Linked DNA regions of Homo sapiens: all the other regions are linked to region 2. A link is a contact called in ENCODE Hi-C or POLR2A ChIA-PET data. All regions are on one chromosome and are shown on one strand. Each heading gives the region's core, a stretch centred on a gene start or an enhancer-like site at or near the end of the contact. The rest is flanking DNA. Distances are from core to core; before and after follow the strand shown. Region 1 has its middle 100 kb from the start of LINC02834. Region 2 overlaps LINC02834 (long intergenic non-protein coding RNA 2834). Region 3 has its middle 93 kb from the start of LINC02834.

Region 1 (4,065 bases), core at 285-2,784, 110 kb after region 2:
CTTCTCTCATCAGAGCTCCCTGCGGATGTTCTACCCCAAAGAGAAGGAGAACATGCATTTGTTTTACAATTTGTCAGAGAGGCCTCAGAGAATAGTTTCTTGTGCCCCAGTATCTCAGGGAGTTTTGGGGGAAACAATTCTTTCAAACTTTTTATTTAGAAAAAGATTTAAAAGACAAATAGGAGATCACACACTTCACTAGACTAAACTGACCCTCCTCTCCTCTACAGTGCTCCAATCTTCATCACCAAGCCTGACTGGGCAGCCTGGATCCATCTTTCTTAGGATAGGGGCTCATAACAGGGGCATCCATGAACTTGACTGAGAAAAAACATATATATCTCTACTTTTGACCTCTAGCTGAAATTCAGCATTTCCTTCAATTATATGTGACCAGCAACAACTGTAAGAGCACTACCTGTGACTTTGTCACCAACAGAAATCTCAGATCTTTTCATAACCTATACAATTGCTACAAATATCTGAAAACATTGGTTTTTGCTCTTCAGTACTTTGGAATTATAGTAGTAATTAACTCAGCACCAGATCTTGTTATTTAAAGAGTCAATAAAGAAGCACACATACTAAAATATATATTGAGTGTTTTAATAATATTTTGACAGATGCATTTTGATATAATTGATTGCCCAGGTTATCCTATGTATTTTTGCTAAATTCATATAAAAACACTATTTTGAGAAGTTACCCATAAGCTTCACCAGACTGCTAAAGGCATGCATGGGCTAGAGGTGATATGTCCCCAAACTTGGCATGACTTATTCCCTTAGTAGAGACATCACGGAACTGGCTTTTTACTTTCTGTGTTAATTTATTTCCATCAAGCATGTCTTCAGTGTTATAAATTTAGAATCTGATTATATTCCCTCCTTGCCCCTATATTTCACGTCTGCTCCCCCATGGGAAAAAAGCAGACAAGCTCCGTCACTGTTCAAGGCTCACACTGTCCAGGGCCTCAGTTGCATCGCAGGGGCAGATGGGAGCATGGATACTTCGTACATGGGCCTTCATGGTGCTCTTCACACTCTGTGGTCTCAAATGAGCTTCTTTCTTCTTTTCAGTTAAAGATTAGGCAAAAATAATCAAATGCCCTAGTTTCCTTATAGCTGCAAATTGTTTTGAAAAATGCAATACAGACACCGCCCTCCCCCAGGACAATTTTCTTCTTCAAACCAAGAGTGGGGGGAAAATGTCATCTAAATGTGAATCTAAAATGTTGATCTAATTACTGAACCCCCCAATATTTCAAAGGCTTCCAACATTTTACTTCTTTTTCCCTCTTGCTTACTGTCTGTTACAGATTCTCAGGCCTGTTTCTGAAACCTCCCTCGCCTCACTCTGTCTCTCAGCCTTTCCACCGTCTGTTAGAGAGAATTTCAGAGTTCAAATGAGAAAAAAATCACCACATCGACACGTCCAAATGCTTATCGCTGTCTTTGGCAGCATTTTTGTATAACAATTCAAGCTACGTTCTCCGTTTCGACCTCGAATCATTTATAAAGGCAGGTCTCTCCCTGACGACGCAGGGAGAGAATAGGCTGCCAGCGTGGGTGGTCTGGGGCTCAGGAGCCCAAACTCGGAGGGAACAGATGACATCATGGATTCACATGGCAGGTTTATGAAGCTGCAGTTCAGCTCTCCGGAGCAGTAGGCCCAAGTTGCTGCATTATCTCTGCTAGAGCATTCAACGCTGGACAGACACGGGACAGGGAGAGTAGGAAATGATATTTTTTAACTTGACATTCAGGAAGATTTGAAGATTTACAAGCATTAGCAGGATACTTCTGAAGCTCTATACACTGGGGGAAGGGAGGCTGGGCTCATTGCACCCGAATGATTTTGCAAACCGGCACACCTACCCGTCCCTTTGCCTGTCTGATTTGCTAATTCTGTTTTTTTTTTCTTCCCCCTCCCAAAAAGACTGTTATTGGCCTTTTCTCAGACTTCTGTTAGGCATTCTGGGCTGGCACAGAGGATCACTGAACACCACTTTCTTCACGGGCCTGCAGGAATTTCAATCTGGGGTGAGGTTTATGCAAACACAAATTAAATCAGACATCCATGGAGTTTTCACCAGATTTCAAGGTTATCGGAAAACACCTGCCCTTCATAAGAGAATGTTCCTGAATCCTAGCCCAGGGACCCACTGAGCTTTCTGCTCATGGTAAGGAATCTGAGGTTACAGGCACGAGGCAGCGCTGCATGGGCTTCACGATGCATGTTGGCTGTGAAATGTAGGCATCAGTTCTGTGTATCTGATCTATTATAAGCAATTACTCTCCATTTCCTAGTTATGTGGTACTATTGTAATAACTAATATGTTAGATATTTTCTTCAGTAATAGCTATGGCTTTCCCCAGTAGCTAAATAATTACAGTTTTTAGCTATAATCTTCTCAGAATATCTTAGCTTTTTTTTTTTTTTCTCTGAGACGGAGTCTAGCTTTGTCGCCCAAGCTGGAGTGCAGTGGTGTGATCTTGGCTCACGGCAACCTCTGCTTCCCAGGTTCATGCAATTTTCCTGCCTCAGCCTCCCGAGTAGCTGGGATTACAGGCACCCACCACCACGCCCAGCTGATTTTTGCATTTTTAGTAGAGATGGGGTTTCACCATGTTGGTCAGGCTGGTCTCGAAGTGATCTGCCCTCGAGTGATTTGCCCGCCGTGGCCTCCCAAAGGGATTACAGGCACAAATCACTACACCCGGCCTATCCTAGCATTTAAATGCTTAATGGATCCAGCCTACATGAGCTGGATCTTAGATTTGTCTCTTGGTAGTTTTGTGACCCTTGGACGAGTTATTTTAACCTTTTGTTGTCTCAGTTTCTTTGTCTGAAAAGTACGACCATAAGAATTAGTATCTGATTCATAGTATTGTTTGGAGAACAGATAAGTTAATACGTATAAAATGCTTAGAATAGTGGTTAGCATATAGTAAGTGCTGAATGAATGTTAGCTATTTTTTATTACTGTTATTATTATCTTTATCATTTTCCTTTTTTTTTTCTTTTGAGACACAATCTCACGATCTTTCCCAGGCTGGAATGCAGTGGTATGATCACAGCTCGCTGCAGCCTCAAACTTCTGGCCTCAAGCAATCCTTCTGCCTCTGCCTCCCATACTGCTGGCATTACAGGCATGAGCCACCACACCTGGCCATCATTTACCTTTTTGATTGACGTTTTCTGACATCTTGCCCAAGGCATTTTTGTGGACATTACCTTTCCTTCCATCAATGCACCCTGTCGTGTTAAAGAACACAAGATATCTAAGTGTAAATGTCTGAAACTCACACGGCTTTCATCCGCAACTGCCCCAAAATTCAAAATAGGAGAGAGTCTTAGGAATGTCTGAAGATTTATGACTGTTTTTTAAAAGAGGGGGAAAATTGTCACCAGCAAAGGATAGCCTTGAGTTTCTTTTTCTGACCCTGCCATAGCCTTGGGAGCAGCTGCAAGGGGACTTGGTTGTCATAAAGAGGCCATGCAAGGATGCTACAGACAGCTGAGTCGCAAATGCGCCTGAGCCGCTGATCTTCGTGGGGTCCTGTAATAAACACTCAGTTGTCCAACGAAAGGAGTCTGACTCCCACAGGGAAGTTGCCAAGAAAAATTGATCAGCCGATGGATTTTGCTTTTTGTAAACTCTGGCACTTAGACATTTCCCTTTAACAGCGTTTGAGATGACTTTGCTAGGGCGGCAGCTGGAATGGGAATCAGATGGTGTCGGAATGGAGCGGGGTCAAGAGCCTGCAGAGCCCATGGAGACAAAAGACCTAGCTTCCAGTTCCAGCCACTCACAGGCTGTTGCTGGCACCTTCTCTCAGTCTCAGTTTCCTCACCTGGAAATGAATGGAGAAGAATAGTATCTGCCTCCTGAGTCGATTTGAAAGGCTAAATGAGATAATGTACATGTAGAAGGATGTCAGTGTTTAACCGGGGTTGCCATGGAAACAACAATGTCCCTGTGGTGGGGAGTTGCTTCTTTCCTTTGTCTGCTGCTTTGGAATGAGTGGGTCGCTGCCTCTCTCCTCTCTTTTTTTGGTGGCT
Region 2 (4,049 bases), core at 1,141-3,640:
ATCCAGACACTAGGGCTGCTCAAATTGCTATGGGATTGTCATTGCTCCGAGGCTGTCTCACAGCTAGGAAACATGTACACACAAATACACTTATATTTCTATATCTACCTATCTGCATATATATGAATTCATATTGAGTGCAGGAGTTCATACTGATACCTCCCAATTCAGCATGCATGTTCATTCTAGCCTGTCCTTTTGTTTATCTGTAACTTCTTTCTCCAATGATGAGAAGTCTGGCTCTTGTTATCTACAATATATTTACTTACCAAAGAATGAAATAAATTGTTGTAGGTTTATGCTATATATATAACACGCAGGAAACCTTTGTAACAAAAACTATACTACTACTATACTCTCTATATTCACACTACTCTCTATATTGCAATATATATATTCACACTACTCTCTATATTGCAAGATTTCTCAGCTCTGTTTTCTACATATATTTCACATACAACCAGCCTACAATTTTTCATCTTTCCCACTGATTCTCCCACTTGGCAGCCTCATGCCTTTCTGCACATTGAAGGCTGTGGTATAGTCTGTGGTACTGGCCATGACACAACTGTCTGGTATACCAAGTTGCTAGTAGGGGTGTTACTAACTGAAGACTGGAAGAAGCAACATCCCTTGCTACAGTTTTATCAGTGAATGCCCTACATGCTGCCCTGAACAAGGAAATACTAGTCACCTTGTGTCTGAAAAGGGTCAGGTATGGCGGGGGGAGGCTATCATATGGTCATCTCTCAGATTTAACCACATGTTTATGGGAGAACTCTGTTTTCCTTCCATGAGTTTCCTAAGGTACCAGACAAACCCACAGCATAACCTGGAAGTCTAGAGTGGAAGTCTACCAGACCTCTCTTGGTGAATTACCACAAATGTTGGCTAAATGTACTTCTTTAAAAACATCGCAGACAGCAGGCATGTTTGGGTGCTCCCAAGGTAAGCCAGTCTGGTGAACTAGCTATAAGATGACTTACTCTCTATGTAAAAGGTCTATGATACCTTTTTCTCCAAATCCTCATCTCATTTGAAACACGGAGAAGCCAGAGTCAGCAGAGGGAGGGAAGGAGGAGAAGAGAAAGAGCCAGATTAAAAAAAAAAAATCACAGAGAGGCTCATCACACCCCATCCACTCCTGCAGGTTTCCAAGCTGGTTCTTGCCCAAGCAAGGCCAGGTGAGAAATTTTAAATTAGATAACAGCTTGGCACTTTACTATGGAATCTTCCCGGTATTTCATCTAGGGCAGAGAAGAATGATTTGGCAAAATTTGGTTGAAAGTGTTTTGCAAATGAGAATGAGTTATATGTAGGAGGACATTTCTCCACCGTGTGTGTGTGTGTGTGTGTGTGTGTGTGTATTTTCTTCTGAAATTGGGATGCATCTTAACACCAGTGAGTACGTTTATGGAGGTAATTTTCTTCCTTTCCCTCCCTCCTTCCATTTTTCTTTTTTTCTTCTTATTTTTTCTGAATAGTTGTTATTGAAACCATATTGTATCTTACAATCAGAGCTGAGGAATTACTGCAAGTTCTATTTTTTAAAAATTTGTATACGTTTATGGGGTACAAAGCACAGTTTTGTAACAGCATAGTGGCCAAGTCAGGGCTTTTAGGGTATCCATCACCTGAATGATGTACATTATACCTGCTTAGTAATTTCTCATTATCTATCCTGCTCCCACCCTTCACCCTACCTGTCCTATCATTCCACTCTCTGTGTCCATGTCCACCCATTTTTATCACCCACTTATGAGTAAGTTCTATTGTTACTACACTTGTTCTTAGCCAAAAGGCCAAGAAACGATAAAAGTTCTATTGTTTAATGCAATATTGCTAGTGTGAGTTTTTCAGTGGAAGAATGCTTCTTAAGCATAAAACTGTTCCTTAATTTGTATTATGTTATCAAGCTCACAATCTCACAACAAGAAATGGACAGCTAACTTTCCCCACCGTTAGCTATCTTTGGACTTACTTCAAGACAGATTTAATCTTTTAGGCAGAACACTTCGTCTGTAGTGAGTATATTTTCCTTTCTCAGGATGGTTTCAGAAAGGGAAAAGAAAAAGAAGTTTATTTCTGTAGGAAAAATTGGAACCAAACTGACAATCTGTCTATTAACTTTGGCTATTTTGGTTTTTCTTTTTAATTGTACAGTAAAAGGCAGAACCAGATTTAAGTTTCTCAGAATCTAACAACAACAACAACAACAAGAACAACAATAACCACAACACAACAAAATGTCCTCATTTTTGACGAGCTATGTAGAAGTTTCTACTTTATGTGATTTAAAAGGGGAGAGCTGGAGAATCCTGAAAAGATGGAGCTTCTAATGGAAAGGCTGACAGACCCTTAACGACGAGCCTGTTGCCAGGCGCCACCGTAATAAATGGTGGCCAGCTTCCAGGAGGGCTCACAGCTGCATGTCTGAACTTTATCCAGCTAGAGTTTGCAGGCTCTGGCCAGCTTGTAATTCATTCTTGGCTGACACATTCCAGTTCATAATTAGTGTAGTGCTAATATGATCCTCATTTTTTAATTCTTTCCTGTAAAACTGGACTGTTTCAAAAGACAAAGATGTACTTCACTTGGCCATCAGGAAATCCACACGGTTGGATTCTCCAGGCGCTCACGTGTGGCTGGAATCTATAGAAAAGGGAAGTAGGTTCAGCTTTCTTCTGTTTCCCTGTGAAGCAGCCTATAGATCCCCAGATTTTATTTCAGCATATGTTGTCAGTCTCTCCCCTCATAAAATCTTGTTTTCTTTTGGCCTCCTAATGCATAGAAAATGGATCACCACTCTCCCTTGATCTCACTCCTCATGGACAAGTGTATATAGATGCAGCCTGTCAAATGGAATGAACAGTATGTGCACAGATCATACATTTCCATAATGGATCTGCAACTTGCATGTTTCACATTTGTTATAATTTCCTGAAGTTGCTCTGATGGATTTGTAGTGTGGGCACTTGGCCGAGGTGAAACTACATTTCCCAGAATTCTCTACCTGCATGGTTCCAGGTTGGCTTGCACCACAAGAAGTGAGAGGTAGAAGTGACATTCGGGGGTGCAGAAGCACCTTGTTGGTAGCTTCTCCAATTCCTGGGCCAAGTGTAGATTTTGTTCTGTGATGAGAAAGGTGCCAGAATCACATCCTTTAATGGGATGTTTGGAGAAACCAATATGGATTTCAGTCCATCCTCATGGGTTCAAGCTCATTGCCATGGGATCCACTTTTGTCCCACTCTCCCCCACTTCAATTCCGTCTTTCTTTCCCAGGTGCCTGCCCTGCTGACTTTAGAGCCAACACAGACACAACAGCCTTACAGCCTTACACAGACTGTTTAATCATCACCTATCATTGTGTAAGGTCAAATTCTCATAACAAATCCCTTATTTTATATCACTGTAGTGATTCTTCTCCTCTAATCTCACTCTGCCTGATACAGTTACATAACCCTTCACAATCTTGCCCTAGAACAGTGCCCAGGAAGTACGCAATCAATTTTTGTTACTGAGGCAGAACGGGTATCTTTATTGTCCTTTTATAGCTGAGAAAACTGTGGACAAAGGGATTCAGTGACTTAACCCAGCCAGTAAATACCAGAGATAGGATTTGAATCAGACCTTCTGAGACCATACCCAGTATACCTGAGTGGGTACCATATGTAAACTGAAATCAAAAGAAGTAACATGTGAAGAGGTACTCAACATTCCCAGTAATCAGGATCACACAAATATGAGATGCCATTTTTTTTTACCCATCTGGCTGCAAAAGTTTGTAATGGTAGATATGAGAAAGAATCTTCTCATGAGAAGAGGAAATACTTATGAACTGCTGGCATTAACTGGGGTAGTCACTTGCGACAATTTGGTATTTGCTAAAATTTAAAGAATTCATATCCATGACCCAGCAAGTTCATTATGCATGATTTACTTCAGCATACACTTCCATGTGTGCGCAAGGAGGCATTTTTAAAGATGCTCAGTAGAATAAAATGATGCACATTAGCCTGATGAAAAGGTGATGATGCATTCATACT
Region 3 (3,841 bases), core at 935-3,434, 85 kb before region 2:
GGTGGCTCATTTCTCTAAGGAGAACCTGGGCTCATCACATTCACCACTGTTTCCCTGGGCAAGGCCTCCAGAGCCAGATAGTACATTATCCCTGAAATGAAATTTGAATCAAACACTTCCAGAACAAAAAAAGTTTTTAATTGTCTGTGAACTGTTTTGACATTTTTGTTGCCAGGTAGGTAGGTATGGAAAGTAGTTTTTAAAATAGACATCAGGATCTGTGACCTTTTGCCAGCACGGTCTGATGTCTGAGCTCATGTTTAGTTTAAAGGGCTACCCCTCCAATAAAGATAAGCTTATTAACACATTATTCTCTTTATTTGGCTTTTTAAACCATGATTCTCCTTTGAGACCCAAATTATTCAAACACAGTAAAATGTAAGAAGTGGCAGTGGTCCAGTAGACATAGATTTTGCAGCAATTCAAATCACAGAATTCCAAATACAAAAAACTCACATTTAGGATTAGAATATTGCTGTAGTTTTGTTTTCAAGGTAAATACAGCGTGTGTGTTTGTGTGTGTGTGTATGTGTGTGTGCATACACCATGAGGTCCTGAATCAAATTTGTTCTGTCAATTGTGTTATCAAAAAGAAAAATTACAGGCTAAGCATTCCTAGAGCAAATATGTTTTACTAATATCATATATTTACAATTTATACTCAAACTGCTTCCCAAAGATATTTGAAGCAATTTATATTAATAACTATATATAAAAAAATTCTGTTGTAGCAATGACTCTGTACCAATCAGAAAAATTACAAGCTATACATTCCTAAAGCAAATATGTTTTACTAATATTATCATATATTTATAATTTATACTTAAACTGCTTCCCAAAGATATTCAAGCAACTTATATTAATAACTACATATAAAAAATTCTGCCGTAGCAATGACTTTGTACCAGTCACTGTTCTATTTTTTACATACGTTTCTATATCTTCATATCTGTGTTTTCTGTTTATGTGTATTAACTCATTTAACTGTCCCCATTTTACAGATAAGGAGACTGAGGCACAGAAAGGTTAATTAGCTTCCCCAAGTTTACACGGCTGATGAGGGGCAGAGCCGGGATCCAAACCTAGGTAGTCTGACTTCAGAGCCCAGACCCATGCCCTCTGCCAGCATAATTAGAGTAAAACTGGACAATTCAATATCATACAGAAGTGAGGAAGGAAACAGACCTAAGGCATCGGCTAACATAGTCATTGTGATTAGATATTCAATGCGAGTCTCAAAGTCTTGGCAATTAAGACATAAATGGAAACATATCAGTGAGAGAAAGCCCGTCAGTTCAAAATTCCTGATGCTGAATTTATTTATTTATTTATTTAGACACAGAGTCTTACTCTGTAACCCAGGCTGGAGTGCAGTGGTGCAATCTTGGCTCACTGCAACCTCTGTCTTCCAGGTTCAAATGATTCTCCTGCCTCAGCCTCCCGAGTAGGTGGGATTACAGGCATGCACCACCACGCCCAGCTAATTTTTGTATTTTTAGTAAAGACAGGGTTTTGCCATGTTGGTCAGGCTGGTCTCGAGCTCCTGACCTCAAGTGATCCTCCCACCTCGTCCTCCCAAAGTGCTGGGATTACAGGCATGAGCTACCACACCCAGGCTGATACTGAATTTAAAAAGTAACATCATCATGCAAATGTTTTGGGGGGCTATAAGGCCTCGACTGGTTTACTCAGGATAGTTTAGTCAGCATGTATGTGGGGGAATGGCTGGGTGTCGACTGACCTCTGAGTCTTCCTCACAGGGGCTGGTACTGCTAGCACGGAGGAAATGAGAGGGGGGGACGGGTAATGCCTTCTGGGCCAGCATGTTTGGGGCAAGCAGGGTGTACCTTATGGGGACACACTTTCTGTCAGGAGCAGAGCTGGGCCTCCAAATGAAAGGCATCTGTTGTTCTCAGGCACATTCTTGGCATTTCATTTGAGAGAAATGCCTGATGGCCAAAATACCAGCAACGTGCTTGTAAATAACAAATTCCTCAGAGTTACTGAACACATCTCATCCTCTTTTTCAAAAAAGCTTACAATCATTCTTTTGCAGCTTACATAGATGTATTGTTTGCACACCAGGGTTTTTCCTGTCAAATATAATACATTCCTTTGTATCCTCTTGCAATGATTTTGAAACACACAGTTATCTACCAGAGACTTAGTCCTGAATTCTGGCACCTGAGCATGCATTGTCATGCCTTGTGAGATTCTCATTGAGTGTGCTGTGGGAACGAGCAGGCAAGGCCCCCACTGAAAGCATGGCTGATGACATAGGGTCAGAATCATTCATTCCTTCCACAAATATTTCATGAGTTAGTTCATGGCACATGTTAGGATCTACACTGGGGATTCAATAATGAATCAGGCGTAATCGCTGAAGGAATAGAAGGTCCTTTGGAAAAGTCTGATAGGACATATGCAACTATCATACAGAGTGATAGGTGGTAAAATAAAATTAATGACAGGGTGTTGTGGGCTCTTATTTCAGCAGGGGGCAGAAGTGAGCACAGAGAGATCCTTGAGGAGATGACATCCTAGCTGAGCAGTTGTTCTGAAGATGAGAGTAAGCAATGCTGTAGGAAAAGGCTGTTAGGAAGAAAGGGAGGCATCAGAAAGCCTGGGACAATGGGACAGCAGGTGCTCTGGAAACTCTAAGCAGTTTGGAATGGCTGTAGCACATGCAAGAGGTGAGCTGAGGGGCATGCACTGTCTGGGTCATTTAGTGCCGTGGAGCGTGCTAATAAGTTTGGACTTTCTTTTTTTGGGCAATGTGGAGCCAATGAAGAATTTTAGGTAAGGAGGTAGCATCGTCATCATCACTATCTTTTTCATTGCTCCTTTGTATGACTTATGTGTTAGACAATGTTCTAGGTGTAACATACACAGTATTGCAGTTGATTCTCCCAACAATTCTCTGAGAGAGATACTATTATTATTTCCATTTTGCCATGCAAAGATGGGCTTTAGAGAGTAGAGTCTATTAGCTTGCTGAGGCTGCCAGAATAAAGTACTACAGACTGGGTGGCTTAAGCAACAAAAAAATTATTATTATTATTATTTATTATTATTTTTTGAGACAGAGTCTTGCTCTGTCGCTCAGGCTGGAGTGTAGTGGCATGACCTCGGCTTGCTGCAACTTCCACCTCCCAGGTTCAAGTGATTCTCCTACCTCAGCCTCCCGAGTCGCTGGGATTACAGGCATCTGCCACCATGCCTGGCTAATTTTTTGTATTTTTAGTAGAGACAGGGTTTCACCATGTTGGCCAGGCTGGTTTTGAACTCCTGACTTCAAGTGATCTGCCCGCCTTGGCCTCTCAAAGTGTTAGGATTCAGGCGTGAGCCGCTGCGCCTGTCCCAAAAAATTATTTTCTAACAATTCTGGAGGCCAGAAGTCCAAGATCAAGGTGACGGCAGAGCTGGTTTCTCCTGGTCTCTGCCCTTGGATTGCAGATGGCTGTCTTTTTCTTATGTCTTCACGTGGTCTTTCCCCTGCACCTGTTTGTGCCCTGACCTCCTCTTCTCATAAAGACACCAGTCAGATTGGATTAAGGTCTACACTAATGACTTCATTTTAACTTAACTACCTCTTTAAAGACCCCATCTCCAAATGCAGTCGCAACTCAGCATATAACAAGAAGTAACTTGATCAAAGTCACAGAGCTGGTAAGTGGTGGTGTGTGGAATTGAACCCAGGCATTCTGACCTGGAGCCCGAGTTCTTAACCATTATGTTGTAAATCTCAGATTTGTGTTTCAGAAAACACATTGAATGTAGAATAAGGAACACACGCTGGAATGGGTAAAGTCAAAGTGAAAAGGACCAGTGAGGAGGCTTT

Evidence for each region. Hi-C counts contacts between places; a loop is a spot of excess contacts on that map. ChIA-PET counts read pairs that join two places held with the same protein, here RNA polymerase II (POLR2A). Pooled maps may share reads with other maps.
Region 1: POLR2A ChIA-PET joins it to region 2 with 19 read pairs in activated CD4-positive, alpha-beta T cell. The contact joins two enhancer-like sites. POLR2A ChIA-PET finds 5 or more read pairs at or near these places in 4 of 52 experiments (Caco-2, OCI-LY7, activated CD4-positive, alpha-beta T cell and 1 more).
Region 3: a pooled map of right cardiac atrium shows a loop between it and region 2 (1.8-fold over the local background). The contact joins two enhancer-like sites. A Hi-C loop is called at or near these places in 1 of 37 single-sample maps with no recorded cell type and 1 of 50 pooled maps. POLR2A ChIA-PET finds 5 or more read pairs at or near these places in 2 of 52 experiments (BJ and OCI-LY7).

Annotation. Positions count from the first base shown.
Region 1 is chr9:86,806,202-86,810,266 of GRCh38, forward strand. No RefSeq gene overlaps it. Among named protein-coding and RNA genes, the nearest start is that of LINC02834, 100 kb to the left of the region's middle. Within about 2 kb of position 1,535, at least 6 of the 41 ENCODE cell types and tissues checked have a DNase peak (open chromatin) inside an H3K27ac peak, as active enhancers do.
Region 2 is chr9:86,698,386-86,702,434 of GRCh38, forward strand. The region is part of intron 2 of LINC02834 (long intergenic non-protein coding RNA 2834); the gene reads right to left. Among named protein-coding and RNA genes, the nearest start is that of LINC02834, 7.9 kb to the right of the region's middle. Within about 2 kb of position 2,391, at least 4 of the 41 ENCODE cell types and tissues checked have a DNase peak (open chromatin) inside an H3K27ac peak, as active enhancers do.
Region 3 is chr9:86,613,132-86,616,972 of GRCh38, forward strand. No RefSeq gene overlaps it. Among named protein-coding and RNA genes, the nearest start is that of LINC02834, 93 kb to the right of the region's middle. RefSeq lists an enhancer at 2,349-2,850. Within about 2 kb of position 2,185, at least 4 of the 41 ENCODE cell types and tissues checked have a DNase peak (open chromatin) inside an H3K27ac peak, as active enhancers do.